Linked DNA regions of Homo sapiens: regions 1, 2, 3, 4, 5 and 7 are each linked to region 6. Evidence: chromatin loops called from intact Hi-C (ENCODE). Cell type or tissue: endothelial cell of umbilical vein. All regions are shown on one strand.

Evidence for each region. Hi-C counts contacts between places; a loop is a spot of excess contacts. Peaks named below come from ENCODE experiments on the same cell type or tissue, not always from the same donor. Only the 100,000 strongest peaks of a DNase experiment are listed, where the experiment ranks them.
Region 1: it touches region 6 in a loop (3-fold over the local background); 18 of 110 quality-filtered maps call a loop at or near these places.
Region 2: a loop joins it to region 6, with 17 times the contacts of the local background. A loop is called at or near these places in 58 of 110 quality-filtered maps.
Region 3: a loop joins it to region 6, with 21 times the contacts of the local background. A loop is called at or near these places in 105 of 110 quality-filtered maps.
Region 4: a loop joins it to region 6, with 20 times the contacts of the local background. A loop is called at or near these places in 92 of 110 quality-filtered maps.
Region 5: it touches region 6 in a loop (3-fold over the local background); 15 of 110 quality-filtered maps call a loop at or near these places.
Region 7: it touches region 6 in a loop (20-fold over the local background); 11 of 110 quality-filtered maps call a loop at or near these places.

Annotation. Positions count from the first base shown.
Region 1 is chr20:21,395,451-21,399,450 of GRCh38, forward strand. It overlaps NKX2-4 (NK2 homeobox 4), which reads right to left and starts at 2,076. Exons shown (of 2, transcript NM_033176.2): 1 at 1,508-2,076; 2 at 1-1,083. The coding sequence starts at 1,949. The coding sequence ends at 461. LOC105372558 (a long non-coding RNA gene) reads left to right here and starts at 2,484. Exons shown (of 4, transcript XR_001754528.1): 1 at 2,484-3,126; 2 at 3,813-3,916. In endothelial cell of umbilical vein, no CTCF peak of the experiment used is centred here; no DNase peak of the experiment used is centred here; H3K27me3 peaks cover 2,636 bases.
Region 2 is chr20:20,836,035-20,840,034 of GRCh38, forward strand. No RefSeq gene overlaps it. Among named protein-coding and RNA genes, the nearest start is that of RALGAPA2, 130 kb to the left of the region's middle. In endothelial cell of umbilical vein, a CTCF peak has its summit at 1,618 (motif pointing right); a DNase peak (open chromatin) is centred at 1,657.
Region 3 is chr20:21,234,192-21,238,191 of GRCh38, forward strand. All of the region lies in intron 11 of KIZ (kizuna centrosomal protein), which reads left to right. Among named protein-coding and RNA genes, the nearest start is that of KIZ-AS1, 18 kb to the left of the region's middle. RefSeq lists an enhancer at 1-2,403. In endothelial cell of umbilical vein, CTCF peaks have their summits at 1,646 (motif pointing right) and 1,960; a DNase peak (open chromatin) is centred at 1,980.
Region 4 is chr20:20,858,192-20,862,191 of GRCh38, forward strand. No RefSeq gene overlaps it. Among named protein-coding and RNA genes, the nearest start is that of LINC03083, 110 kb to the right of the region's middle. In endothelial cell of umbilical vein, a CTCF peak has its summit at 2,193 (motif pointing right); a DNase peak (open chromatin) is centred at 2,200; H3K27me3 peaks cover 317 bases.
Region 5 is chr20:21,095,606-21,099,605 of GRCh38, forward strand. The region is part of intron 1 of LINC00237 (long intergenic non-protein coding RNA 237); the gene reads right to left. Among named protein-coding and RNA genes, the nearest start is that of LINC00237, 8.8 kb to the right of the region's middle. RefSeq lists an enhancer at 683-977. In endothelial cell of umbilical vein, no CTCF peak of the experiment used is centred here; no DNase peak of the experiment used is centred here; H3K27me3 peaks cover 1,803 bases.
Region 6 is chr20:21,503,036-21,507,035 of GRCh38, forward strand. LOC112268271 (translation initiation factor IF-2) reads right to left here and starts at 3,370. Exons shown (of 6, transcript NR_171654.1): 1 at 3,174-3,370. RefSeq lists silencers at 528-657, 2,336-2,385 and enhancers at 2,207-2,707, 3,133-3,202. In endothelial cell of umbilical vein, CTCF peaks have their summits at 2,375 and 3,437 (motif pointing left); a DNase peak (open chromatin) is centred at 2,336; H3K4me3 peaks cover 396 bases; H3K27me3 peaks cover 961 bases.
Region 7 is chr20:21,570,015-21,574,014 of GRCh38, forward strand. It overlaps LINC01727 (long intergenic non-protein coding RNA 1727), which reads left to right and starts at 10. Exons shown (of 4, transcript NR_109880.1): 1 at 10-234. In endothelial cell of umbilical vein, a CTCF peak has its summit at 2,265 (motif pointing left); no DNase peak of the experiment used is centred here.

The DNA.
Region 1 (4,000 bases), 110 kb before region 6:
ACACTTCAATTTACTTTCAATCAAACATTAATGAAATTGCACTTAGGGGGCCCTTCGAAAATTAATCTCCCAAGATAAATTCCACTTCAAAAAGGACTGATTGTTAAAGCTGGGTTGATTTTTATAGTTACAAACGCCAACAAAGTTTCCAACTTTGAGAGCTGTAGTTAAGAATGCCGTGTGAACTTCTCCACCTTTTCGCGTCATTTAAGAACTTCTAGGAGGAGAAAATCACCACCTCAAAGCCTCGTGGCATAATGTTACACTACTCGGTTTCCGGGCTGTCGCTGTCCCCCGCCCCCAGCAAGAGGTTCACAGCCTGCTCCTCTCTGAGACCGGTTCGTTTTGAATCGCAGTTTACACGCGCGAGTCGGTTTTCGCATGCCTCCCCCATCCGTTCTAGCAGTTTCTTGCAGACCCTTCGGGTGCACCAGGACCTAGCCCCGGGGCGCCCTCGCTGTCACCACGTCCTGCCATAGAGCAGGTTGGCGCCCAGGACGCCGCCGCTGTACTCCCCGGCGGCCGCGTCCAGGGCCGCCAGGCCGCCCCCCGGGCCGTGCAGCGCGGGTGGGCTGGGCGACAGCTCCTCCAGCTCAGGTGCTGGCGTCGGGGCCGGCGGCTGCGGACCGGCCTGGCCGGGGGTGGGCGTGCTGGCGCCGTTCTGGCACGGCTTGCCGTCCTTGACCAGCACAGGCACCGCCACGCGGCGCGGGGACGGCGGCGGAGGCGGCGGCGGGCCCAGGCCGCCCTCCTGCTGCAGCTGCTGCGCCGCCTTGTCCTTGGCCTGCCGTTTCATCTTGTACCGGTGGTTCTGGAACCAGATCTTGACCTGCGTGGGCGTCAGGTGGATCATGCTGGCCAGGTGCTCGCGCTCGGGCGCCGACAGGTACTTCTGCTGCTTGAAGCGCCGCTCCAGCTCGTAGACCTGCGCCTGCGAGAAGAGCACGCGGCGCTTCCTTCGCGGAGCGGCTGCCGCCGCCGCCGCGTGCAGCGGGCCCAGCGACTTGGCGGCGTCCGCGATGCCGGTCAGCGACCCCATGCCGGCCACATTCACGCCCGCCGACGGCCCCATGAACCTGGAGACTGGGGAAGAGTCCCAAGGGGGAAGGCGAGTGAGCTCCAGGCCCGCCGGGAGCCGGTCCAGCCGCCGCTCTCTTCACGCCGCGGCCGCGACGCCGCCGGGCCCTCGCTGAATCCCAAGACCCCCTGACCGCCGCGGCCTCCGGCCCCAGCACGCCCCGCGCGCCCTCGGCGGGTCCCAGAGCACCACGCCCTCAACGGGTCCCAGGACGCCGCGCGCGTTCCCGGTCAGGTCCCAGGACCCCCCGCGCGCCCAGGGTCCCCAGAAACCCCGCGCGTCCCGGGCCGCGTCCCAGGACGCCCCGCGCGCCCGCTCGGCCCCAGGACCTCCTAAGCCGCGCGCACCCCGTCCCGCGCCCCCGCGCCCCTCGGCTGTGGCGGGAAACGCCTGAGCCGCCCGCAGCCCCGCGCTCCTGGCCCCTCTCACTTGACGAGTAGCGTGGGTCCGGGTTGGCGCCGTACCAGCCGGTGGCCGCGCCGCCCCGCATGCCGTCCGTGTAGGCGGGCAGCTCGCCCATGTTGCCCAGGCCGCCGTTGCAGTAGCTGCCCATGGCGCCGTGCGGGAACTGCGAGACGCCGGGCGGCATGTGGTAGGTGGCGGCCGCCGCCGCCGCAGCTGCTGCCGCCGCCGCCGCGGCCGCCGCGTTGTGACCCGCCATGGCGTGAGAAGGCTGCATGCCCGCCACGGTCGCCGCCTGCGAGGAGGGCCCAGGTGGCGGCGCGCGGTAGGCGGCCGCGGCCCCCAGGGGCGCCCCCAGGCCGGGTGGCGCGCCGTCCATGGCGCCGCTGAACTTCTTGTAGGTCTCCTCGATGGGGCTCAGGATGTCGGACACGGAGAAGGGCGTCGTGTGCTTTGGGCTCAACGACATGGCTCGGCGGGCAGCCAGGTAGGGGGGCCTGGGGCGCGCGCCGGCAGGACGCGGCGGCCGCTCGTCGCCGCCACCTCGGCCGCGGCAGCTGAGCCTGTGACGAGGAGTCGGCGGCTCGGCGAGCCCCCCGGGCTGCGGGATCTGGGGTTTATTTTAGTCCGGCGCCAGGTTTACGACAGACTCGGGGGGCGGAGCAACATCCCAAACGAGCAAACAATGGTCATTGACATCTTTTTCTCTCGCCCCCCCAACCCCCGCCCCATAATGGAGGCAAAAAAAGGTAAAAGGGGCAGTTGGGTGTTTCTTGGAAAGATCACTCCCCGTTGCTTTTCCCATCTTTGCTTTTCCCATCCTTTGCTTTTCCCATCCTTCGCTCCTCCATCCGCGGCCGTTACCCCAGCCCTCGAGCACCAGAAATAGAAACTCGGAGGCTGGCGTCGAGGCTAGACATGGACTCCGCGCCTGGCCCCTTCCAGATCCCAGTTTTCTAAAGTGACTTCGCACCAAAGTCCGGTATAATTGCGGAATGGGGAACGTGCTGCTAAGTTTGGGGGGAGGGTGTTGCGGGGGCTTGCTTCGTCCTCTCCAGTTATCAGCCCCTCATTCGCTCCATCACCTAAAGTGTTAAAAAAAAAAAAAAAGGCTCTTGGGTCCCACCGTAAGAGCGCATAAAGAGAGGAGGTACAATGACCGTCCTTTGCCATTGTAGGGCTCCCTAATTTATGCGTTTTTAGACCCTTAAGCATCATTTTGTGGGCAACCAAACGGGCACTTCCAAATTAGCTCAAAGTATCCAAGCCCAGAGAAGAGAGAAAACACACATACACTGATAAATACGCAGATGCTAACTTGTAAGTATTCTGTTTTTCCTCTGTGGGGATGGAAATTGAACAAGGGAAAGAGGGGGAACATTTTTATTTCCTAAAATGTTTCCTACTGAGTTTGCACTTGTAAAGTTTTTTCTGCTTTCTTTCCCTTTGTGTGTGTTCTTACTCTCTTTCTCTCAGTAAATATCTCTGACTTAAGTTTATTCTCCCATCACTACCGTGATCAAAAAGAAGAGAAAGACAAAATATCAAAACTTCCAAATATTTCTAGTTGTTCGCAACGGGTCTTTTTGTTGTTGTTGGAAAAATATAACCTGTTCAAGCGATATGAAAATGGATGCAGAAATCAGGTGAAAATTGTAGTTTCTTTGGAAAAATACAAAACCATAGATAAACAGATTTTTAAAACTTTGTCATCCTTTGACTTGCAGTTTTACCCGAATACTTAGACATTATGAACTCTCTACTAAATACTGAACAAGACAAAGCATAAGACAAAAGCAGTGTGCAAAGCATATTGATTAAATTTTGAAAACAATCTTGCAGCAATAATAATGATAACGAGAAAACAAAGATAACACTTTTAAGTTTTCCTGGAAACTGGAGCAGGAGAAAGAAAAACAAGGAGAGTGCTTTCTTAAGCAATATTTTGTTTTATTTTTTTTCCAGAAAAGGGTGTGTGGAATCGATTTAAGTTTAACCTGACAGTACATGTCTTGAAGGCAAGAACAGTGTTACATATTCCTTTTTCTGTTTGGTTTTAGCCCTTTGGTGGAAATGTTCTCCATGGTTTTGTTCTTAGGATTTTAATAATTGTTTTGTTCAACTCAGTATGGTTTTGCAAAGAATCTGCCCTTTCTAGGGGGGAAAAAGCCATAGGTCACCTGTGGGAAGGAAGTGACAGACGAATGTTAAGAGTAATGTTTTAATATACTGTAAAAATAAAATGCAAGGTTACAGGAATTGTTTACAAACATCAGTATTGACTTAGCAAGATTAATATTGCTACAGTTTTAACACGATGCTACTTTTACAGGTCTTTTATGAACTTGAAACACATCGGCTAGGTCTTCATCCTCACCTGCACTGGAATTACCTACTTAAGAAAAACAAACTAATGATACACAAAGAAGCACTTATGTATGTATTTAAACACTTGCTGGGATCCTTCTGAAAACTACAGTTTGAATTTTACGTTTCCGGTTTAGTTTAAATTGTATTGTT
Region 2 (4,000 bases), 670 kb before region 6:
CTAGCATCCTGGAGCCACACGGCTCTCCTGCACGCCTCGCCTCCTCCCCAAAGGAGCTCTGAGGTTTGGACTGCAGGAGGTGGCCACTGCTGATGTCATGCTTATTTCGGAAACCAACGGTGGCCTATCTTAGTGCCAGAGGGGAAGGCTCTGGGTTCATTTGGCTGGGTTGCATAGGCATTATTCCATTAGCAATCACATCACTGGGGCCCAGAGAGTTAGGTGCAGCTGATGAAGAATGAGTTGTCCTTAAGATCTGATTGCTGATCATTTGACAGTGTGCCGTGCTTACTCCATTAAACCTCTTTTTATCCCCCACATGTTCTTTGTTTGCTAGAGAATATGGGAAGCTATGAGTTCACTGATAATTTCTTTTCTTTTCTCTTCTTTTCTTTTCTTTTTCTTTGAGACGGAGTCTTGCTCTGTCGCCAAGCTGGAGTGCAGTGGTGTGATCTTGGCTCACTGCAACCTCTGCCTCCTGGGTTCAAGTGATTCTCCCGCCTCAGCCTCCTGAGTAGCTGGGACTACAGGTGTGCACCACCATGCCCAGCTAATTTTTGTATTTTTAGTAGAGACAGGGTTTCACCATGTTTGCCAGGATGGTCTTGATCTCTTGACCTCGTGATCCGACCACCTCGGCCTCCCAAAGTGCTGGGATTACAGGCGTGAGCCACCGCGCCCGGCCTCTTTTTCTTAGAAGAGCAAATGCAGGGTTCTCCAAGCTGCCCTGTTTGTCTCAGAATAGATTATTAAGCTGGTTAGGGGTTTTACCTAAATGCATGCAACTGTACAACAGTTACCCACAGGGACTTTAAGTGTGGTTTTCTCGTTTTCCTTTTCTCTCCTCTTCTGTCTCCCCATCTTTCCTTATTTTCCTTTCCTTTATTTATAAAGAGGTCATGACAAAAGAGGACAATTGAGGCTAAAAGGGGAGGATAAGAATGATTAACCTTTGAAGGGCTTTGCAAGCTATGTATATAGCAGCTAAGTGAGCCACCCGGTTCTGCAACCCTCTGGAATGGCTTTTCAAACACACGTTGATAGTTCCCTGACTACCTGTATTCACCAATGTCCCTGAAGCAGTCCATGCTAATGATAAATCGCTGTTTCTCATGAACCTGTTGTCTGTCATCTAGGGACATTTTCGTGTTAAATATTTATTTGCATATTTAAAAAACCGCATAAGAGCCCATTAATTACCATGGCGCTCCTGAAGGATGATGCAGGGATGCTTCATCAACGGGGCTGTTAACCCTGTCCACAAACAAATACGTACCCATCAGATTTACCTGTTTAACTTAAACTATAATTACTGGGCAATCAGACGGCTGACAAGTGTAGGTACTAATTATCCAAATGAGACTCCGGCTGCCCAGAGGTACCTAGTTATGTTTAGCTCCTTAACTGTTACTTCGTTTCATATTCACAATCAACGCAAGTAACTTGTGTCCAATGAACTGGTTTATCAAGTGCTTTTCTTACTCTTATTGTAAATATTGAGAAGTGCTACTTTCACACGTGAAGCAACACTTCAATATACATGGATTTTAGAATGAAGTCTAAACGATCTACTGGATTTCCTGGAAGAAAATACAGCGAGTGCTTCACTTAGAGATGGCGAGGCCAGCAGATGGCGGTGTGGACCAGAAAATAAAAATCTCCCCTTCGCAGCGATCGGGCTTTTGGGGTAAGACAGGCCAGGTTTACTTACTAACCTTGAAGAGCTTTTGAATTTAAAGGCCTTTCAGTTGTCCATGCAGAAGGACTTCTGATAAGGGAATCAAGAGAGCCACGTCGTATGCTGGGTTCTTAGGTTTAGAAAGAGCCGCCCAGCGGAGCAGCGTGGTCGTCCTGCATTGCGCACGGGGTGAGAGACTGCAGTCACCCCGATGGCCTCTGAATTCCTAAACTTTGGACTTCGATGGCTCATGAGGACTCAACCAGCTCATTCTAGTTTCTAGTTCTCCCCCTCGCTGACAACCTCGCTGTTTTTTTGCTATACTCCAGAGACTTATGGGAACTTTATTGTAACCCAGTGGGGGGAAAAATCTTCAATTTAAAGGCAGTTTACATTAATTTTTTTATGTTCATCTTGAAATCTTGGTTTCTAGATGGTTTAAATTAAAATGAGGGTCATATGATTTTTAAAAACACATTCATCTTTGACTCCCTGTCCTTGGCAAAATGGCTACTTAGATGTAAGTAAAAGGCCAGGCTTGGTGGCTCATGCCTGTAATCCCAGCACTTTGGGAGGCTGACACGGGCGGATCACCTGAGGTCAGGAGTTAGAGACCAGCCTGGCCAACATCGCGAGACCACATCTCTACAAAAATACAAAAATTAGCTGGGCGTGGTGGCGCATGCCTGTAATCCCGGGTACTCAGGAGGCTGAGGCAGGAGAATCACTTGAACCCAGGAGGCAGAGGTTGCAGTGAGCTAAGATGGTGCCACTGCACTCCAGACTGCGCGACAGAGCAAGACTCCATCTTAAAAAAAAAAAAAAAAAAAAAAAAGAGAGAGATGTAAGTAAAAGACTATTGAGTCCTTTCAGGAAATGTCATAAGAATCCCATTTTAACAGCCATTCTGGTAGAAAGGCATAAACATATAATGGAAATAAAAGTGAAATGATAAGTTGGACATATCATATCATCCAGACTATCAATGTTAATTATTGTCCCTTAGCTTCAATTCACTTTAACTGGGAATAATATATATGAAAATACAAAGTACAAATTGTCTCCTCTCTTCTTCCTCTCTTAGGTCCATTTTCTGTTTCTTTCTCCCATTAACCCACTGAAAACAAGTAGTATTTAACCCAGGGTACTATAAATGTTACAGTTTTCAGATACTGTTGTTAAACTTGTTTAGCTCATAATCTTGAGTAAATGATAGAGCTTGCTTTTCTACAGACTGTCTCCGCCCCTGGATTAGTCAGATTCTCCAGATTGAAAAAAAAAAAAAAACAAACAGAATAGGATGCATGTATACAGAGAGATTTATTTTAAGGAATTGGCTTAACATCTTCAGGGTAGGTCACCAAGCTGGAGACCCAGGGAAGAGTCAAAGACTGTCTGCTGGCTGAATCCTTCCTGGTTGGAGAACCAGTCTTTTTTTCTTAAGTCCTTTAACTGATTGGATAAAGCCCACCCACATTTTGGAGGGTAATCTTTGTTACTCAAAGGCCACTGATCTAAATGTTAATTGAGTTTAAAAACACTTTCACAGAAATGTCTAGAATAGTGTTTAACCAAATACCTAGGTACCACGGCCCAGCCAAATTGACACATAAAATCAACCATCACAACTCCTAACTTTTCTCTTGAAAACATTTCCTGGATGCACAGATAGAGCTTGGGATGGGCAGACCCTTTCCATATTCTCTCACTTGCAGGCAAGAAATGTTAACAGCACAGGACACTGGGCTGGGAGGTGGGGACCCGAGCATTGGTCCTCTGCTGCTGACACTAGTGTGGCATTGGGGGACAAGGCCTCCAGGCAGTGGTTTCCTCCTGCCTTGGTGTGAGATCTGGAGAGAGCTGGACATTCTCCTACACAGGGCCATGACCCACTGAATGTCATGATGATAGGACAGGGATGACACAGGTTATTAGTTGGTCCAGAAGGTTCCAACTAAGTCAGCTCCAGGAAGACAGGGGGAGATGGGAGTGGGGGCTTTGGGGATTGAGGTAGAACTCCTCATTGTGGGTTGGGAGCTGCTATAGTTTGGATGCTTGTTCCCCCCAAACCTCATGTTGACATTTGATCCAATGTTGGAGGTGGAGCTTAGTGGGAGGCATTTGGGTCATGGCAGCAGATCCCTCATGAATTAATGTCCTATCTGGAACCAAGTGAGTGAGTTCTCACTCTATTAGTTCCCATGAGAGCTGGTTGTTAGAAAGAGCCTGGCACCTCCTCCTCTGTCTATTACTTCCTCTCTGCCTGTGATCTCTGCATACTGACTCCCTTTCACCTTTTAACATGAGTGGAAGCAGCTTGGG
Region 3 (4,000 bases), 270 kb before region 6:
AGTCTAATAATTTCACATCTTGTCTATATTTTACTAAACTAAAATCAAGCATTTTCCTCCTTCAAATTGAGACAGAGGTATTTTGTTATTAGTATCGTTTCCGTATGAAATTAATTTCCTAATAAATTACAAGTAATCTCATCATCCCCTTTAAGAAAACAAAAAAAAAAACCACACAAAAAGGCCTTGAAGGAACTCTTGGTTCTAGGCACTTGATAATAATCCAGTGATGAAAAGGTCTGGGTCCAGAGTGCGTGGGTTTGGCGTGCTGTTTGTCACGGTTTGGTTCTTGTGCTGGGCTTGGTGTTGTTCATATGCCACCCTGGGCTTTGGAGAGCTCCAGTTTTGCTGTTTGTGCTGGATTCACTGAAATTTCTTAGAGGCTTACATTTAAGGATCCCACTTACTGCAGTCACTCCTTGTGCTTTATTGCTTTTACAAGTGGTCTCGAAACCCGGTACTTGAGAATAAACATAACAGTGCAGTGCTGCTGTAGCACTTTTAAAATTCTTCTTTGCTCTATTTTGTCAGTGAGCTGATGAGCAACCTCAAAAAAAGAAAAAAAAAAAACCCACTGGACCTAAAAAAAAAAAAAAAAAAAAATGGCTTCCTCTGATGTCCTAGAGACAATAATTATGATGTGCTAGTTAAGCCCAAACTACAGCTGAGGGATTTTACTTTAAAGCAGCGGCTTGGGCGCAAAAATGCATTTATAGCTCTTTGTCTGCACCTCATTATGTGTGGGCCTGATTCATTAAGTAATTGGTTTGCAGTTGTTTACATGAGTATTAAGGCCTTCTTTTCAGCCGCCTTTGAGAGATACATTGTGCAAATGTTGCCTGTGATGAATGCAGAATGAGGGCCAGAGGGTCCGTCCTATTGGCTAAACAGTGCACTCCTGTTGAAAAGCCAGAGAAAGGGATTGGGTGCTGCTTTGCATAGCAATGACTTTCTTAATAAGCGTTACAGATTAATACACACAAGCTATAAAAGATGCAAAGAGATACTCTTAGCACATTTATACATGCTCATTTCATTGTGATGGTGGTGGGGTTCGGGTGCTTTCATATTCCGTTTTTCAGAGCAGCAGCTTCAGTGCATGAGCCGTAATAGAATCCGATGTTTATTGTATTATAAATCACGGGCAAGTAGGCAGATTGGCAACAGTTTATTATTAAAGATTCTTTCAGTGTAAATCTTTTTCTACCATTGTATTTGCTTCAGCAAAATCATTTTGTGGTTGAGTGGGGATGAAAAGCATAATGTACGAAGGAGTGAGTCCTAATAGGAAGCCGTTCTCCAAGTAAAGACCACTTGTTCCCTTTTGTTCAGGGGTGCATGCCAGAGCTTCCTCTCCTCTGCAAACATTGTCTCGCTTTACCTTCCCCAGCAAGCGGTTTTCACTCTCCCGGATCCATTTGTTCAATGGAGAGTATATTTTAAAAGCCTGCCCTTAGCTTACTGGTTCCTGCCTTGTAACTTCAGCTTACTGGTTGGACCAGATAATGTTTTACCAAAAGGAAAGGGTGTGTGCTTGCAACATAATTGCCTGGGGGAAAGGTAGCAGAAGTCACCCCGCCACTGTACCCTGGCAGGGCCACCGTGGGTGGCATTCTGTGCCAGCCTTGCAGCCACCAGAGCGGCCAGTGGAGGGCGCCAGCCTGCAGCTGATGCTCTGATGGCGGTGGCATTTTCTGTCTTTGCCTGGTCACTGTGCCATTTTCCCCAGGATAACATAAAGATTATAAGGAACCAATAGTCCAGTGAAATAAAAATGAGTTTTTCCTGAAAGTCCTTTAGGTTCTTATATAAAAGCACTCTTCTCTGTCTTGGGTTTGGCACATCTCCATTCTTAAATTCCACTGAATTAGCAGCTTCCTAAATATGTCACGTTTCTTATCACAAGCCTACATACGTTGTTTTTTCTGCACAAAGCAAATAAGAACAATCGCTTGATTATTTGAAGAGAAAAAGTTAAGTTGACCTCAGGCAGCTGAAAGTGGCATCTTCTGTAGGAACCCCGATTAACCATCAGGGGGCGCTCAGACTTTGTTAAATTACTGGTAGGCCTTTAAAACCTAAAATTAGTGTTTACAGAGATTTGTTGGCATAGTCATTGGGATTTTTTTCTTTCTGGATTATTTTTTGCCTTCTGTTTTTCAGAAACATATGTCTGTTTTGAGGAACGTTCAAGCTGAAATTGCTCCTTTAGAAATTGTAATACTGATTTCCACTAGCAGTCAAAAATTATTACAAATTTTAGAATTTGGAGTCTAAAGACTATGTCTTATAATAAATTAGCTATTTTCAGCCTTCTAATAAGACTCCAGAACTGGAAGGATACTTCCTGCTGCCGGGAGCCATTCCTCCTTATCCTGGACATCATAGACAGTGCTCCTGGCAGGACCCTCTGAGTCTCATTGCCACACTCAATTGGTGAGGCCTCAGAGTCACAATAACTTGGGTATATTTGTTAATGGGCCATGGCTATTTTTTCTTTTTTTAAAAAAATGATATGACAGGCCAGGCGCAGTGGCTCATGCCTGTAATCCCAGCACTTTGGGAGGCCGAGGCAGGCAGATCACTTGAGGTCAGGAGTTCAAGACCAGCCTGGCCAACATGGTGAATATCCCTATCTTTACTAAAAATACAAAAAAAATTAGCCAGGTGTGGTGGTGTGCACCTGTAATCCCAGCTACTTGGGAGGATGAGGCAGGAGAATCGCATAAACCTGGGAGGCAGAACTTGCAGTGAGCTGAAATTGCACCAATGCACTCATCTGGGCAATGGAGCAAGACTCTGTTTAAAAAAAAAAAAAAAAAAATGATGGCTGGGTGCGGTGGCTCACACCTGTAATCCCAGTACTTTGGGAGGCCAAGGTGGGTGGACCGCCTGCAGTCAGGAGTTCGAGACCAGCATGGCCAACATGGCAAAACCCTATCTCTATTAAAAGTACAAAAATTAGCTAGACATGGTGGCAGGCGCCTATAATCCCAGCCACTCGGGAGGCTGAGGCAGGAGAATCGTTTGAACCCAGGAGGCAGAGGTTGCAGTGCATCGAGATCGTGCCACTACACTCCAGCCTGGGTGACAGAACAAAACTCCGTCTCAAAAAAAAAAAAAAAAAAAAATAGATATTGACCATGAAATCGAGTCAATGTGTTACTAACATTAGGTTTTCCCTCTGTTCTTTCCTCCAAATTCCACCCCCTGCTCCCGCCCTGGGCCAGGAATGAGTATCTGACACCCACCTCTGCTGCCACACACCTCTCAGGAGACCCTTGTTGCCTGCACCTCTGTCAAGCACGGGTAGTCTGCACACTGCACACCCTTCCCAGCCAGCTCCCCTTGTCCCCCTGCTGAAGAACAGTTAACAACCAGACCGCATGTCATGCCCGCGTATGACCCACTATTTCATGTCCCTGGATTTTATTGGAATGCTCTTGCCCCACTCTTTTACCTGGTTAAGGCCTTCTAGATTTTTCAAGGCTTAACCTTCTGAACGTTTCCTAAGCGGAGACCTGGCTGCACAGCATGCCCTTCCTGTGGTCCCCCTAGCTATTTCTGTTATCATCTGTAGTCAGGGCTAGAAGCCATTTCCCAGTACCCTCCCTCCCGCAGTGGGGCAGGCTTCGTTTCATTTATTTATTTATTTAGAGACAGGGTCTCGCTCTGTCACCCAGGCTGGAGTACAGTGACACGATCTCCGCTCACTGCAACCTTTGCCTCCCAGGCTCAAGCAACCCTCCCACCTCAGCCTCCCAAGTAGCTGAGACCACAGGCACATGCCACCATGCCTGGCTAATTTTTTGTGGTTTTGGTAGAGATGATGTTTCGCCATGTTGCCCAGGCTGGTCTTGAACTCCTGAGCTCAGGTGATCCACTCTCCTCGGCCTCCCAAAGTGCTGGGATTATAGGCGAGCCACCATGCCCAGCGGCAGGTTTCTTAATCACCAGTGCTGGATAGTCATTGTGCTTCCTGAGTGAGTAAGCATGGATA
Region 4 (4,000 bases), 640 kb before region 6:
TTCCCTTCTATGTTCTTCTATTCTCTCCTATGTTCTACTTCTCTTTCTGTGTTCTATTACCAGAAATATACCTGTTGCTTGCTAATTTTATATGCCTACTCCTAAAACCTTAACAAGTGATAATGAGAAAAGAAAACATATTTCTTTGAGCTCTATCCCTGGGCAGGGAACTTTCTGGAACTCTGGTCCTCCCAACATTTCTCAGCACCTGAGCGGGAGGCATCTCAGCTCTGCTCACCAACGAGATCTCCCAGTTAAAGCATGGTGCCTGTCATCTTCTGGCTCCACTTGGAGATGTCTGTGGTTGATTATTTTGCTGCTGATGCAGCAGTGTGAGTAGGGAGGCAAGCTACTGTCACCAAGGAGCTCTTTCCTGTTAGCCCTAAAGGGACTAGTATTCCTCTTTATTGGCACTGCCTCTCACTGCTGCTGAAACTCTCCATGCTGCCACCCAAGTTATTCACATATTGATTCAGCAAATAGTCAGAACCATGGATAACCCACTGTATACCAGGCTCTGCACTAGGCACCATGGATACAATGACTGGCTCCTGCTCTGTCCTTATAGAGCTTAAAGTTCAATGTTGGATGCACACACAAAATTCACAATGCAAACAGAGGAGGCTCTTCAGACCTAAGGTTGATTGGAAGGATAGATGAGAGGTCCCACTGGCCTGGTAAGCTAAGCTGAGGATTTTAGTTGTTTTTCAACAAGCAACAGAAAATCTTTGAAAAGTTTTGTTGTTGTTGTTTGTTTTTTTTTGAGATGAAGTCTTGCTCTGTTGCCCAGGCTGGAGTGCAGTGGCACAATCTCAGCTCACTGCAACCTCCACCTCCCAGATTCAAGCAATTCTCCTGCCTCAGCCTCCTGAGTAGCTGGGATTATAGGCACACGCCACCATGCCCAGCTAATTTTTGTATTTTTAGTAGAGATTGGGTTTCACCATGTTGGCCAGGCTAGTCTCAAACTCCTGACCTCAAGTGATTCTCCCACCTTGGCCTCCCAAAATGCTGGGATTACAGGCGTGAGCCACTGTGTCCATCCCTGAAAAGTTTTAATCCAAAGGGCAAGCTGGATCAGTTTGGGATTTGGGAGAATACTCTGACTCAGGGTGGAAGAGCGGATTGTAAGAAGGACAAATGGAAATGGGAAGAAGTGCTGGGAGGCTGCTGTGAGGGCACAGGAGAGACAGTGTAGCATGGACTGGGTCTGGCTGTGGCAGAGATGGGGAAGAGCACCACATCCCGCCAGTGTACAGGGCACTACTGCTTCAGGGCAGCCTGCGCTGGCCAAGAACCACAGCCATGTTTGCTCTGCACCAATCCAAGGAGATTCTCTCTGTTTTCCTATTGTGACAGTCTGAGATCTTGGTCCCAAAGAAGCGTTGATTTACACTATCCATTCTAACATGTGCCTGGGAGGTCAGCCCCATCACTCGTCAGTCGTGTTCAGGGATGTTGCAATCCAGAGATGAACACAGCTTGGGCTTCAGCTGGCTACCTACAGGGGGATGGTAATGCCTAGGGGATTGGCTGGTTGTCAGAGAATGGAAAATAAGCTATGTTTTGGAGGCACAGGAAAATTTCAGAATCACCATTTGGTAACATTTCCATTATGTAACAGTGGACAGTTAAACAGATACGTTTCAGCACACTGTAAGCCGGGTGGGTGGCCCAGAGTTTCTATGTAGAAACCGTTGTTGGGTTGGAAGCGGCTGGTAGTGAGGTGGGGACCTTGAAGCCACATGTCTATTTCACCTCTTAGAAGGCTGAGAAAATGTCAGTTGCTTATATTTTTAAAAATGGAGGACTTGATGGAAATGGGACAACGGGACAAAATCGCACACACACACACACACACACAAACACACACACACACACCCCTTCCTCATGCCCAAGGGTCCTGCCTGGAGCATCCGTTTTCTACGATAAAGGTTAAGACAGTGCTGTTGACAGGTGCTTTAAAAGCATAAGGAACTAACTTCCTGGGACAGTCATGAGAAAAGCAAGACATTGCTAAAAATATGCACTCTTGCCCATTTGGGCGACGGTCTAAGCTCCTGAAAGCTTAGACAGTAGAAGACAAGTTAGTCATCGTCATTCTTTTCTGCTGATTTCAACCAAAGTAAGTACCCGTTTCCTCTGGGATCTAGCCCCTCAACAGCTGTTAGCAAAAACTAAGCCAGCAGGGGGCGCACAAGCACAGCAATGCTTGCAATACTGCCATTGGCCATGATTCTCTCCTGCCTCTGCAAGATAGAAATTAGGAAGGGAATGACTGTGGCGTTAGGCTGTACATGGACTTAAAGAGGCATGTAGAATCCTAAAAAGCAACATGAATTCTTTTCACTGTTGGAATGGAAGGCAATTTATACAGCATTTCTTAATTGCATTACATAGCATCTCTTAATTGAAATCAACTAAAGCTTCCTTAACTATTATTTTTAAAATTTAGTAGGGCAATTAAAAAAAAGAAAGTTATTATAGCTCTCAGCCATAACAACTCAAATAGCACATATTTGGGAGAAATGATAAAGAAAAAACTGGAAATACTGGATTCCTTTCTCAAAGCTCAAAAAGACAATGAAAGGGATGAAGGCAGAAATGACACTTAAGCAATAAACACATTCAAGTAAACATCAGTTTCTGAACACACTCCATTTCCATTGGCATCTGAGCATAGATCTTAATTCAAGAGGTTTAACCTGCTTCAGAGAAAATGAATAAAAGAGAATGTAGCACAATGCTTGAAGATCTTCACATTTATAGACTGGTGAACTCTCTCACCCACACACTGTAATTTGGGTGGCGTTCCTTCAAAACTATTAAGGCATCTTCATTGGAGCTGGGGTAATTCTAAGCAACACTAATGGTGTGCTCGATGTTACTGTAAGTGAGATAAATGATAGCAAACTTGTATGAGCAGGTGCATCTAATAACAGAGGCGTAGAAGCATAATACAGCAAGAAAGAAATGTTCAAATGCAGAAAATAAGAGCTCACGGAATCACTATGAGTGTGTTAGTGTGCATTACGGAGTGAACGATGTGTGTGTCTGACCACTTTGTCCACATCTCTATCTCTGGTGCACCCAACTTCTTTGAAAAATCAGAGTCAAAACCAGTGAGAGGAAGCCCTCATGTGTTTTCGGTCTCCACTTCCAGAAAACCTCAAGACATTTTTATTGGAGGAATAAAGAAAAAGCCCTTGAATTACAGAGTACTCAATGGGTCTAGGAGAATGAGTCTCTAATACTCACTCACATTCAAGGGAAATGACACATTTATCCATTTCAGGCTCAACTCTTTTAGACTGAAGAAAATCTAAAACAAATAGATATGGCTTACAGCATTGCCCATCTAATTAGTTTTCTTCCTGCACCAAAGGTGGTTGATGTTATGTGTTTTCTCCATATCCCGTGAAAGAAAGCTCTGGAGAACTTAGCTCACTTCCTCTAGAGAGAGTTCTTGAAGAGGAGGGAAGAGATGGAGCTGGCAAAATTTGGGCAAATATTCTTAGTCTTTGGCATAGAAATATATTGAGGAGTGAAAAGAAGCACTAAAAAAAAAAGACACCATCTTTTGGCCTCTAGTCCTAAGAATTTTAAGATTGTACTTTTTTTTTTTTTTAGATGAAGTCTCTCTCTATAGCCCAGGCTGGAGTACAGTGGTGCGATCTCCACTCACTGCAAACTCTGCCTCCCAGATTGAAGTGATTCTCCTGCCTCAGCCTCCTGAGCAGCTGGGATTACAGGTGTGCACCACCACGCCAGGCTAATTTTTGCATTTTTAGTAGAGAGAGGGTTTTGCCATGTTGGCCAGACTGGTCTCAAACTCCTGGCTTGAAGTGGTCCATCCGCCTTGTCCTCCTGAAGTGCTGGGATTACAGGTGTGAGCCACCATGCCTGGCCAGATTGTACCTTTAAATGACTCAATAGAAATGAGTTTCAGTAAGACATCATTCTGTGTGGGAAGCCACTTGCCTAGTTCTCTCAGAACTCC
Region 5 (4,000 bases), 410 kb before region 6:
CAAGCATTTCAGGTTAGCAACTAGAAGAATATAGATCAATAAATCTGGCCCAAATAGCTTTATTGTGGGAAGGAGATCTTTAAGGCAGTCCATGTGATGCCCTCCATAGGAGATGCTGTCAGTGTTGATAGCTCCTTACCTGTCTACATCAGCGTGTACCAGCTCAATGACCAACCACCAGCACCTGTGTTTCATTGCCTGGGAACTTTTTCTTGGCCCCTGAAGCTCACTCTGCTTATGCAACAGGCCAGAAGTGCTGAGGAAATAATGCCAGCAGAGTAGCCCTCAGCCAGTGACTGATGGAATTGGTCTATACATATTCCAGCTCAAGTATGTGCTACATCGTTTCCCAGAGCTCACAGTAGAATTAAATTCCAGGTGCCCACAATGGTAACCTGCTTTATAATACACCTTGATGGTTGCCTTCCCTTCTCTGTCTCTCAACTTCATTCCCTTACTGGTGTTTCCAGAGATCACCTTTCGGTAATACATTGCTTGCTTTTGGAGAAACCCAAACTAAGATGCTTTCATTTTGCAGTTAAGAAAAATAAAGCCAGGACGGGGATTACTTTGAACGGGTGCTATAACAAAATGAACCAAAATTTGCAGTTCTTCAAACAAAACAGAAATTTATTATCGCCATATAAGCAGTCCAGGATGGGAGGGCAGATTCTGCTCCTGGAAGTCATCTCAGGACCCAGCCATTGGGGAACCGTTGCCTTCCTCAGTACATGACTCTCATTAGTGTAATTCCCAGCCAGCAAGAAGGAACAGGGAGGTGCAAGTATGAGATGACAATTACGCACATCACTTCTACTTGCATGCCACTGGCGAATGTTTAGTCACATGGTCCTCGTGTCGCTGCAAGGGAGGCTGGGAAATGTAGTTCAGCTGGTCAGCCGTGTGCCCAGTGAGAATAGAATAAATGATGACGAGTGGCAGACAGGAGTCTCCGACCCTGGAAGATTAGTTTGTTGCCAAAGTGCCTATAGCTAGTTAGTGGACAAGTGGAACTATAAGCCTTTCTGCACACTATTTTTTTCCTTACTCCCCTCACTTGGATTCCAGCCAGACTGCAACAGGGCTCAAATGTCATGCTGAAGAGTCTGGTATTCTGCAAGGTTCATCTCCCCTCATCACAGAAGCAGCAAAGCAGAATAAGCCGTTGGAGGCCCTCTCAGGCTCAGCCTACATGAGGTTGCTAGATTGGACTTTGTGGCCAAAGCAAATAGCATAAGGCCCTATGCTTTCAAACAGAGCCAGCCAGCCTCACTGCTAGCCCATGTAGCCCCGTGGTACAGATTTTTAGATGCACCTGTTACTTTACTGACAAACACCAAAACAATGTCTTAGAAACCATACAAACCACACAAATCAACAATGATGGGAAGGGCACCCCTATGTGACACTCAACCTGTCGGATTGGAATCCTAGCCAGGAGAGGGAGAGGAAAGAACCACGGGGCTAGCTGAAATCTATGGATATCAGAGATATTTTGCAGTCATCTCTGAAGAACCTGAACTTGCTTCTGTAGCTTCCAATTATCCACAGGCCGACAAAGCTGTTTCTTTTGGAACTCTGTATCACAGATGGAAATGCTAGAAGGTTAAGCCCACCCAGCACAGCTCATTTATACATTAAAATAGAAGAAAATGAAAGGTGACAGGTTTATCTAAGCGGATCCTATTCATAACTTTTACATGCTAACCTGAATTTTTCAAATTCACTTTTTGACTGGATTTGGGGTTAAGTTGGCCAATGTACAAATGGTCATTAAAAAAAGGGGGCAATGAAAGCAAATGAATTGTTTATTGGAAAAATTTGTTAAATGGCTCTGCACTGTTCTTTTATGTCAATTTAAAAAAAAAATCCTTTATGCTCCATAGAGATTGTACTAAATTTTAAAATCGTTATTCTGCCTTAACCATTCTTTAACTTTTCCCAAGATATAAGGTGTATATTTTTTTACATGTAGGTTGAAAATTACCAAGGTTTATTTCATTTAAGTTATTGGACACAACTCATTATTATATTTCTAATATTTTTGTGCAAGTGAACAAGAGTAGCAGTTACCTCTGATTTGAACCCTATACAGTAAAGTGGTACTTTGGATTTTTCCCCCCAACAATTTCCTGTTATGCTCAACAAACCTCTCTCCAAATGCAAACCTCAGTCTCAGTTAGTAGACTGTGTTGAAAATATGTGTCTAATCACCAAAAAAGCCAAGCATTTATCAGGATAAGCCTTCCAAACTCATCAACTTTAATGGTATCCAGACGGCTTTTCTGGAGAGGGCTCATTAGTTTAAAAAAAAATTCTCAACATTTCCATGTTCTGTAGCTTTACTGACATAGTCAAAAATATAATACAAGCTCCCTGCCTTCTTGTTTAGTAGCCATTTCCTGCCCATATACTGCCTTGAAAAATAGTCAAACAAATGTAAAGAAGATAAATATCAAGCATAAATGAACTAGCGCCAAAGGGGATAGGTTCTGTATATAAAAATGAGCAACACCAGTGGCTGCAGATTAAGAAACTGAATATGTTGGTGTTTAAAATTAGCATGGTTCCCCAAAGGATTGAAAATGTTCCATTTAAGAAAAGAAATGTTTTCAAATCACTCTGCTGACTAGAGGAGTCTGAATCAAAGTCAGAAATTAATAATAGGATGCAGACAGAGACCCCCAATCATAAATAGCAGAGATCATTTTTATATGTATAAAAGCCTGCATGGCCCAGCAGTGTCTATAGCTCTATGGGGAAAAAAACTAATGAAATGCAAGAAGAAAATGTTGAAAATAGAAATGAATGTGCCCGGTAGAAATGCTATTGTCATACTCTTGTGACACAATGACTTCTTTTCTGGAAAAGTAATTCTTCAATTGAGCCCAGGCAAGCATTGTATTCATTGTAAAGTTGTATATTTAAACCTGTAGTCTGAAGGGCTTGCCTGTATTTAAAGCTCAATGCTACCTGGGCTCATTAGAGTACCAGGACAAAGCTCTAGCATGTTACTGCTTTGACACTCCTCAGAACTTCTAGGTAGTTTTCAGTGGCTTCAAGTACTTAGATTGTCAGCAGTATAGGAAATAGAAAGTAGAATATTGAATGGGTGAGGTGTATACATCAAACATGTGGGAATGTATAGACAGAGAGATAAAGATCCTCCTCGAACATCCTATTATATTGCAGAGGGTGCAGAACAATTCCAGGGTAAACACAGGCTTGGAGTAAACAGAGCTGCAATGTGCAGGTTGCACGAATTAGAGCATCCCGAGTCTCATTCAAGATCAAATGGTTCCTTTCTAGGCTTTTTATCAGGAACAGGTTCTGCTCTGGGTAACAGAAAGATAAAAGAACATAATCGCAGCCATGAAATCTTTAGTGTAGAGACAAGAAGAGCAAGGGGTAAGTGTTTAAATTCAGGCCTGTTTTAACAACACAGCAGCCTCATTCTACAAGTGCCTCCTTTCCAGTTTGGGCCAACTCAGTGCTTTGGCTAAATCTGTGAAAGGATGTGTGCCCTCTCCATGGTTTTGGATAAACCTGTGCTTTCTGGGAAGTTGCTTTCAGGATGCGAGTGCACTGGCTGAAGGTGAAGATAGGAAGGACAGTGGTCAGGAGGAGGATAGCCCCGAGCCAGGCAGGACAATATCCAGCCAAAATAATTTACCCTGCTTTCTGGTAAACGCAATTTATTTTTATGTATTTATATTTGAAATAAACAACACCTGCGCACGTGGGGAGAAAAGTGAAAGATTCAAGAAACAGCACAGTGGAAAGTTGGTCTCCCTGTAGCCCACCTACCTTGGTTCCTTTCAAGTGGCAACTGTGAGCCTTCCTTGCAGATATTTCCATGCGCGAATTGTCACTCAATTTCAATCCATGATCTTTAAAAACACAGCTCCCTATCCCCATCCAGCCCCTCCCAGCACCCAGGTCTTCTCTTCCCCTTCAGGTCATTCTTCACCCAGCCCCACTCCCCAACATATTTCTTCAT
Region 6 (4,000 bases):
GAGACCAATGCTAGGTCTAAGATAAAGGCAGAGTAACAGCTCAAGTGTCTGTGTCTTTGGGGTCCCCCAGATGCAGACCCTGAGACAAAGATTCATGTGCAAGTAGTTAATGGGGACCAACAAGGAAATGGAAAAATGAGAAAGTGAAGGGAAAAAGAATCAACACGAGAGGTGGTAATGAGAAGATTGCCACTGAAGACAACTAGGGCTCAGTCCCACTGGGGGCCTGTGGGAAATGGCGAACATGTCTCAGGGTTGTTCCACCTGGGGCCAGGAAGCTGGGCCATATATCCTGCAACCTCCACCTGAAACTGCGTGAAGACCATGAACTCCCCAGCCCTAGCCACCTGTCTAATGGGCCCAGCACCCTCCTGCTCACCTCCAGGCAGAGACTTGCAGATGCTGGCAGCGGGAAGCCAGCACAAGGGAAAAGGGAGTGCACAGGGGCTGTGGGCAGTGGCTGCATTCTGCGGCAAGCTCTGCCTCCTCCCCTGAGTCACAGAGCAGGAGTTCCAACCACAGCTCTCTCTGCTCAAAGCAGCTGGCTGTTCACTGGGTGAAAAGGACTGCTGATTTCTGAGCGATGCCTTGTGGTCAGACCATCAAGTATCAGATCCTCTGTCACAGACACAAAAAGCTGATTCCTTTTGTTTTACCTTCTACATCTAACTATCCTTCATTTCATACCCATTCCACACAATTCATCTTACCCTACAGAGGCTGATGGGGTAATTCTTTTATTTTGTAGCTAGTAAAGAAACATGGAGAGATCTGGAAGTAGATACTTAAGTAAAATTCCTTTTAATAATTCTTGTGGTTAGACACAGTGGCTCACATTTGTAATCCCAGTGCTTTGGGAGGCCAAGGTGGGAGGATAGCTTGAGGCCAGGAGTTTGAGACCAACCTTGGAAACACAGTGAGACCACATCTCTACACAAAAATAAAAAATAGCTGGGCACGGTGGTGCCTGCCCGTGGTCCCAGCTCTTGGGAAGGCTGAGACAGGAGGCTCTTTTGAGCCCAGGAGTTCAAGGCTGCAATGAGCTATGATAGCATCAATGAACTACATCCTGGGTGTCAGAGCGAGATCCTGTCTCAGAAAAAAAATGAAACAAAACAAAGCAAAAAGTTGCAAATCTCTCAGATTAGGGAGCCCAACACTATGCACAGAAGAACAAGTTAACTTATTTTACCTTTTCCCCACATTAGGCAAAAAAGTAATCATTTAATTAAAGCAGTAAGATCAATTGGCTACTGAAAAATCTATTTTTTGGTACACATTATCATCCTGGGGGGAGAGGGGAGTTGCTCATGTCATCGAAACCATGGAAGGCCCAGGCCCAGGCCCAGGAGTGAGAACAGGCTCCGGAGCGTGCCCCTCAGGTGCACCCTCAGCCTACTCCCCCTCAGTTCTCAGGGGACACTCGCTGGCCGAGATGGCCACTTGGCACCCAGTGGAGGTGCTGGTGTACATACAGGCTTCCCCGAGGATGACAAGGGGTTGGCCCAGCCCCCACCAACCAGGATGGGACCTGGGCACTGGCTGCCAGAGGAGAACTGGCAGAACCCTGCCCTGTGGAGAAGTCACCTAACTGCCTTCTGCAGAGTGGGAGGGCATCTTTGTCCTCCCCCACCCCTGCCCACTCTTCTGGAATAGGAGAGGACGCCCTGGTAGATCCCACCTCCACTCCCAGAATGCTTTTCTTTGTCAGAACACTGGCTTGATTATAAGATCGGGTGCTTAACTTCTCTGAAACAGGCTCCTCTGCAGAAGGACAGATTGGCTATGATGATCTGATTAGACGACGAGGAGAAGCAGCCTGGCCTAGAAGGTGCTCAGTACGTGGCAGCGGTGATGGTCATCGTCTTCAGGTGCGAGAGAGGCTGGGGTCAGCGACCTGGGGCTTTCTTTGTATCATTTTATGAAGAAAGGTAAAAATACCACAGGCGAGAACAAGCAGCAAAGGGCGGATGAGATTTTTCATCTGCAGCTTTGAATTGATACCTTTAAGTATTGAGCTATTCTTTTGTTAGGACAGAACACGTTATTCCATTAGAAGAGAACATTTTGGGGTGGTGGAAGTGTTCCACGTCCTGTGTGGGGTGACAGTTACACGCATGTCACATCAGCAGTCTGAGGAGGGAGGGGAGAAGGGCCGGGCTGGATACCTTCAGCCTCTTCATCGCACTCCAGGCACCAAGTGCAAGGGCAGGGAGTTTTCATTATTTAGGGAATGCAGCCCTGGTGTAGAGGACACCTCGCGGAGACATCTCGAGTCCCGCAGGTGTCTGAGCTGCGCTGCGCGCCCCAGCCGGGAAGCCTTTTCTTATCCAACCGCGCCGCCCCGCGGAAAGCCTGGGTACTGCAGACGCCCTCACCGGCCCACCGACAGCTGGTTTTGAAGCGGGGGCTTAGAAAAGTAAAGGGGACAGTGTTTGGAGCCACGATGCCTTTGATGTGAGGCGGTTCCACCCAACAATCAACGAATCAAGCTGGAACTGCAGGCCCTACTTTTGTTGGGGGGAGGACCTTAAGGAATGTCACCCCCTTGTCCCCTACCCTCTGCCCCACGCCCAGCCTCTCAGAAGGCACCAGGCGTGAGTAGAGTGCGAGGCGTCCACACCCTCGTGTCCCTTCCATTCCCGGACACCTTTGCACCCTAGCCGAGGCCTCAGCACGGAGTGAGGGTTGCCTGGGGTGCCCTGCTGTGTGTGGGGCGTTCTTGCCTCCCGGGCCCTGACCCCACGGTCTGGGTCGGCGAGGCGTCTCTCCCTGGCGTCTGGACTGTGCGCCTGCCCCGCTTCCAGGCGACGAACGGCAGGAGCCGGGGGTCCGGCGGGACCCGGATCCAGGGCGGGCGGAAGGCGAGGGTCTCTCCTTCCCGGAACCCCCGCCCCGGAAACCTGCAACCAAACCGGGTCCCTCCTCCGCATCGCTCCCGCGCTCCCGGGCCGCCTCCCCACGCGGGCACCCACTCTCCGGGCCCTCGCAGCACCGCCCTCTCCGCGTCCACCCGCGCGGCCGACGCCGCCAGGGGCCCTGAGATCGCGGAGACAGCGCGCCCTGGCGCCTGGTGGGGCCCTCCCAGTGGCCAGAGCGCTCCTGGACCAGTCGGCTGTGGTCTGTGCCCAAACACGATGGAAACCGGGGCTGGGACGGGCGGTGGTACGCACGTGGAGGAGAAGAGGCATGGCGGGAAAACCACAGCCGAACACAGGTCGACTCGCACCTCCCAGGCACCCGCCGCCGTCTGACTCGCGGCTCTCCCCAAGGTTCCGACTCGCCGCCACCTCTTGGCACCACTCACCGGGCTCCGACCCGGGCCGCGAGTCCGCTGATGCGCAGCTGCCTCCGGCGGCTCCCGGGCTCTGCCCGGACCCGCGCGCAGAGACGCTCGGGAACGCTGGGCTCGGGCGCCTCCTGGCGGCGGCAGCACGCGGCACACGCTCGGTTCTCCGGCCCGAGGGGGCGCGTGGAGCGTACGCGGGATCCGCGCGCGGGCCTGGGCTGCTGGCCCACATTTCCCCGCTTGCTCGGATGGCGGCGCTGAGGCCTATTCGCCTCTTTATTAATAACGATGCCTCGGGAGGGAAAAAATAGAGCCTTTAAAAATCAGAGTGCGAGAGAGGAGTGTGTGTGTGTGTGTGTGTGTGTGTGTGTGTGTGTGTCTCGGGGCGTTGGTGAAAGCAATAAAACTCAGATCGCTTCCTTGGCGAGATAGCGGCGGCTATAATGCGCCGGGGGGATCAGGGGTTTATTTGCAGATCCTGGATAAAAGATGATATATCGACACGGTTTAGAGTGTCACTGCGCTTGGCCTCTCAGGGAGCCACAAGTACATATTTCCTGAAATACCGCCCAGCACAGTATCTAATCCGCCCGCCACTTAACACCGGGAGGGGAACTTCAGCAGCGCACAAGCGCGCTCCCGGTTTCCTGGTTCTGGGTGGGGAGAGCCCAAATGAGAAGGATCTGGTATGCCTAGACGCCCCCTCCCCTG
Region 7 (4,000 bases), 67 kb after region 6:
CTCTCGTTCAGATAGATTTAGCTGGTGGTGCAGAGATCCGTGAGCTTGCTTTTACAGGACTTTAATGATATATAAAAGCAGCACGAGGTGCTCCTGACTGTGGATTAATTTGGAGATGACTTTCTCTGTTGAAGAGTAGCAAGACTCTCGCGAGTTCTTAAAAATGCACTTGTTTGGTATGAGAATGAAAAGCAGTGGCTGAAGAACCAATCTTCAATGGGCAAGCCTTCTCTGGTAAGTTAAACAAATTCAGGCTGGGATTTAGAGGAATTCGTGCTTGTGTAAGGATTAGGGCATGCCAAAGTGAAAACTCCAGTATGCAAAAGTATTACTGAGAGGTGATTTAGAAATACAGATACTTGCGTTTATTTGACAGATCTGGAGCAGTTACTGTCTGCTGCAAAGGTTGCCACTACGGATGCAAGAGGAAAGGGCCCTCATGATTTCTGTTTGATTGTGGCCACCAAGACTAAATGGCGGAATGTAGGAATTACAAAAGCATGGAGGAAGGGAGGGAATTTTTGCAACTCATGAATAACCTTGTAAATGGAAAAGCCTGCTTTACCCCTGAAAAAGGAATAAAAGACTTGAGTTTACATGAGAAGTGTTAAAAAAAATTTCCCGTATACCCTTGCCTTCTGGTTAATTCCATTTTAAAATTGTAATTTAAAGCTAAATTAAAAGTAAGCCAATGTTGTGGAGGCGTGGAGTGGAATACAAGTACCTGGGCCCCACTTCCCAAGATCTGGATTTAGCTGGTCTGAGATAGATCCTAAACTCTGAATTTCTAACAAGCTCCCAGGTATGCTGATGCTGCTGTTCTGCACGTCATACCTGGGGTGGCACTGAGTGAGAGGTTGTTAGTTTTCCATTTTTGAAGGTATTGAGCAGAGAATGGTTCTCAAATTTGGCTGCATTAGAGTCAACTGGGGAGCTTTAAAAAAGCCCTAGTATCCTGACTGCATCCCAGATCAACAACAGCAGAAAGTCCCATAAAAGCAAGCTCATGGATCTCTGCACCACCAGCTACATCCATCTGAACAAGAGCACCAGCACTGAACTTGGCCCAGATGCTCACAAGATAATGAAGGCTGTGGGGTTCAGGCATCTGTATTTTTAATAGCTTCCCACATAGTTCAATGTGTAGCCGAGGTGAAGAACTGCTGCTCTAGGAGGAAATTATTTGAGGCAACGGCAACCAAAGGTCTTAGTCATCATGAGGTGTCAGAATCACTTTGGAGACCACGAATATTTTGTAACGCTTCCTGTCCTATCTTGAAATGAAATTCACAGATTGTATAATCTACTTACATGCATCATTACAAAAAGTTCTTTCTGTAATATAAAGGAGAAACAAAAGAGAAGTTGAAAAAGGTAACTTTTGGTAAACACACACACACACACACACACACACACACACACACATATTCGATAGGTAAATGCTTGGGCACAAGCTCTCTAGAAGACGTAATAAAGTATCCAGGTGTTTGTCTTGTAAGAATGTGATCCCGACAACCCCAGAGCCAGGCCAAGCCTGGAGCACAGGACCAGTGACTCAGACACTACCGGCTTGGCGTCATGGTGCCGTGGTTTTCCATACTGGTGAAAAACGCTCAGTAAATTTCTAGGCACAACAACACACGTTGACTGACTCTGGGTTCCTGCATATTCCGCTCATACTAAACCAGGCGATAATGCTCTATGATTACGTGTCAGAGAGTTAGGGCCTAGGGTAGGTAATTAGCAACTGGTTGTTCACCGACATGCATTTCAGGCTGAATTTTGAGCATTTCAGAAATTCTAGCTTCCCTCTTCCTCCCCCAAATGCGAAGATGTCTCCACTATAATTGAGCAATCACAAACGGCCCCTTCCAATGTCTCAGGGCTCCCCGTTGAACACCCATGTGGAATAAGGAGTGAAGGTGAGCTCACTGAAATGCACTCGATGCCAGTTCCACCTTCCACACCGGAGCAGCGTCCCGCAGACCAGGGCTGGTGGGCGAAACTGGTGGGCAAAATGGGGTGGGCTGGATAAAGGACTCCCACCCCAAATGGCTGCAGGGGCCTATTTGAGGGAGTGGAGAGAGAAGGGTTGCGGGCTTCCAGCCAAGCTTTACCCTCACTGAAAGTTCAGGTTCAGGGCCCAGTCCCCCAGCGTGAAAAAGGGACCCTTATAAAGAGGTAAAGGGGCTTCCTTCAAATCCCCTGCACCCGCGCCCCCTCCCTCAAAGATAATCCTGGGAAATATTTAGCGATCTCCAGTGCCCTCTAGTGGCAGATACTTGTCATGCCAGGCACCAAAAGATGGTTAATAATTTTTATTGTTTAAAAACATCACACAAGCCCATGCAGGTTCATACAGTAACAATCTCAAGCTTTCCTGCATTTCCTTTTATCATCCCGATCTTACTACACCCCTAGAGAACATTTACATTCCTTTCCTATGCATTTACAAATGATATATATGTATATTATATATTCGTTTCTATATGTTACACAGAGATGTAGACATGTAGAAATATACATTACATGTGCACATATGAAGTGTATGACTTATAAATAAGCATAAAATATATTTTGTATGGCATATATGTGTATATATTTTATATTTACAAATGTAAAAATATTTTAAAACTTTATATAAATATATAAAAATATAATACATTTAATTCTATGCTTTATACAATATGTTTATATAAAGTTTATGCTTATATTGATAATATATTTTTATGTACTATATAAAGTCTGAAAATATATTGTATAAGGTTTATTTTTATTTTTATTTATTTATTTTTGAGACAGGGTCTTGCTCTGTTGCCCAGGCTGGAGTGCAATGGCACAGTTCACTGCAGCCCCGAACTCCTGGGCTCAAGGGATCCCCCCACCTGAGCCTCCGAAGTAGCTAGGACTACAGGTGCAAGTTGCCATGCCTGGCTAATTTTTTGTAGAGACAGGATCTCCCTGCGATGCTCAGGCTAGTCTTGAACTACTGGGTTCAAGCAATCCTCCTGTCTTGGCCTCCCAAAGTGCTTGAATTACAGGTGTGAGCCACACACCCGGCCTGAGGTTTTTAAACACAAAGTGATCTGACTGTTTTACCGCTGCATGCTGTTGTGCAGTGTGGAAATAATCTGATTTGTTTGATTTTTCTCCCCTACAGATGGACATTTAGATGCCTTTCATTTTTCTTCCATTGCAAGAATACTTTGTACATATATGTGAGTTTTTCTATAAGAAACACTTCCAGCTTTTCATTTAAGTCAGAGACTCAAATCTGAAATGCAAAAGCTTGTAAAACTGTGAAGTGTTAAAAATCATCCCGCCAAAGGAGTGAGGTGAAGGGAAGTTTTATAAAATTGGAATGGAAGGAAAAGGCTGGACAGGAGTGGGATGGCGTGGCTGAGAGGGAGATAGGAGGCTGGGTATGGATGAGGAGTGGGAAGTGTGGGATGGCGTGGCTGAGAGGGAGATAGGAGGCTGGATATGGATGAGGAGTGGGAAGTGTGGGATGGCGTGGCTGAGAGGGAGATAGGAGGCTGGGTATGGGTGAGGAGTGGGAATTGGGAACACCGTTTTCACCTAAAGCTGTATTCAGGGCCTGGGGTTTTTGTTTTTGTATTTATTTAGAAAATAGATAAAACTTCTATCTGGTTCAAAATTCGACAACAACAGAAAGGTGTTAGATCTCATCTTCCTTATTCTTCTGTCTTCCAGCCGCTCCGTTCTCCCCAGCAGAGCCAACTAAAGTAATCAGCGTCTTCTGTATCCTTCCACAGATAGTACATGCATAAGCAAAAAGAAAAAAAAAAGTTTCTTTCTCTTTCTCATTTTCCCTTCAAAAACCACCAATAATTGTACCTGACATACATAGCCTGCCCCTTTTCTTCATTAAATAATGGGAGATTATGTCATTAGGAAGAAACAGATTTCTTCATTCTCTCTGCCTGGCATTCCATTATGTGGATGAGGTGTTATTTATTTAAGCAGTCCGCACCTGAAG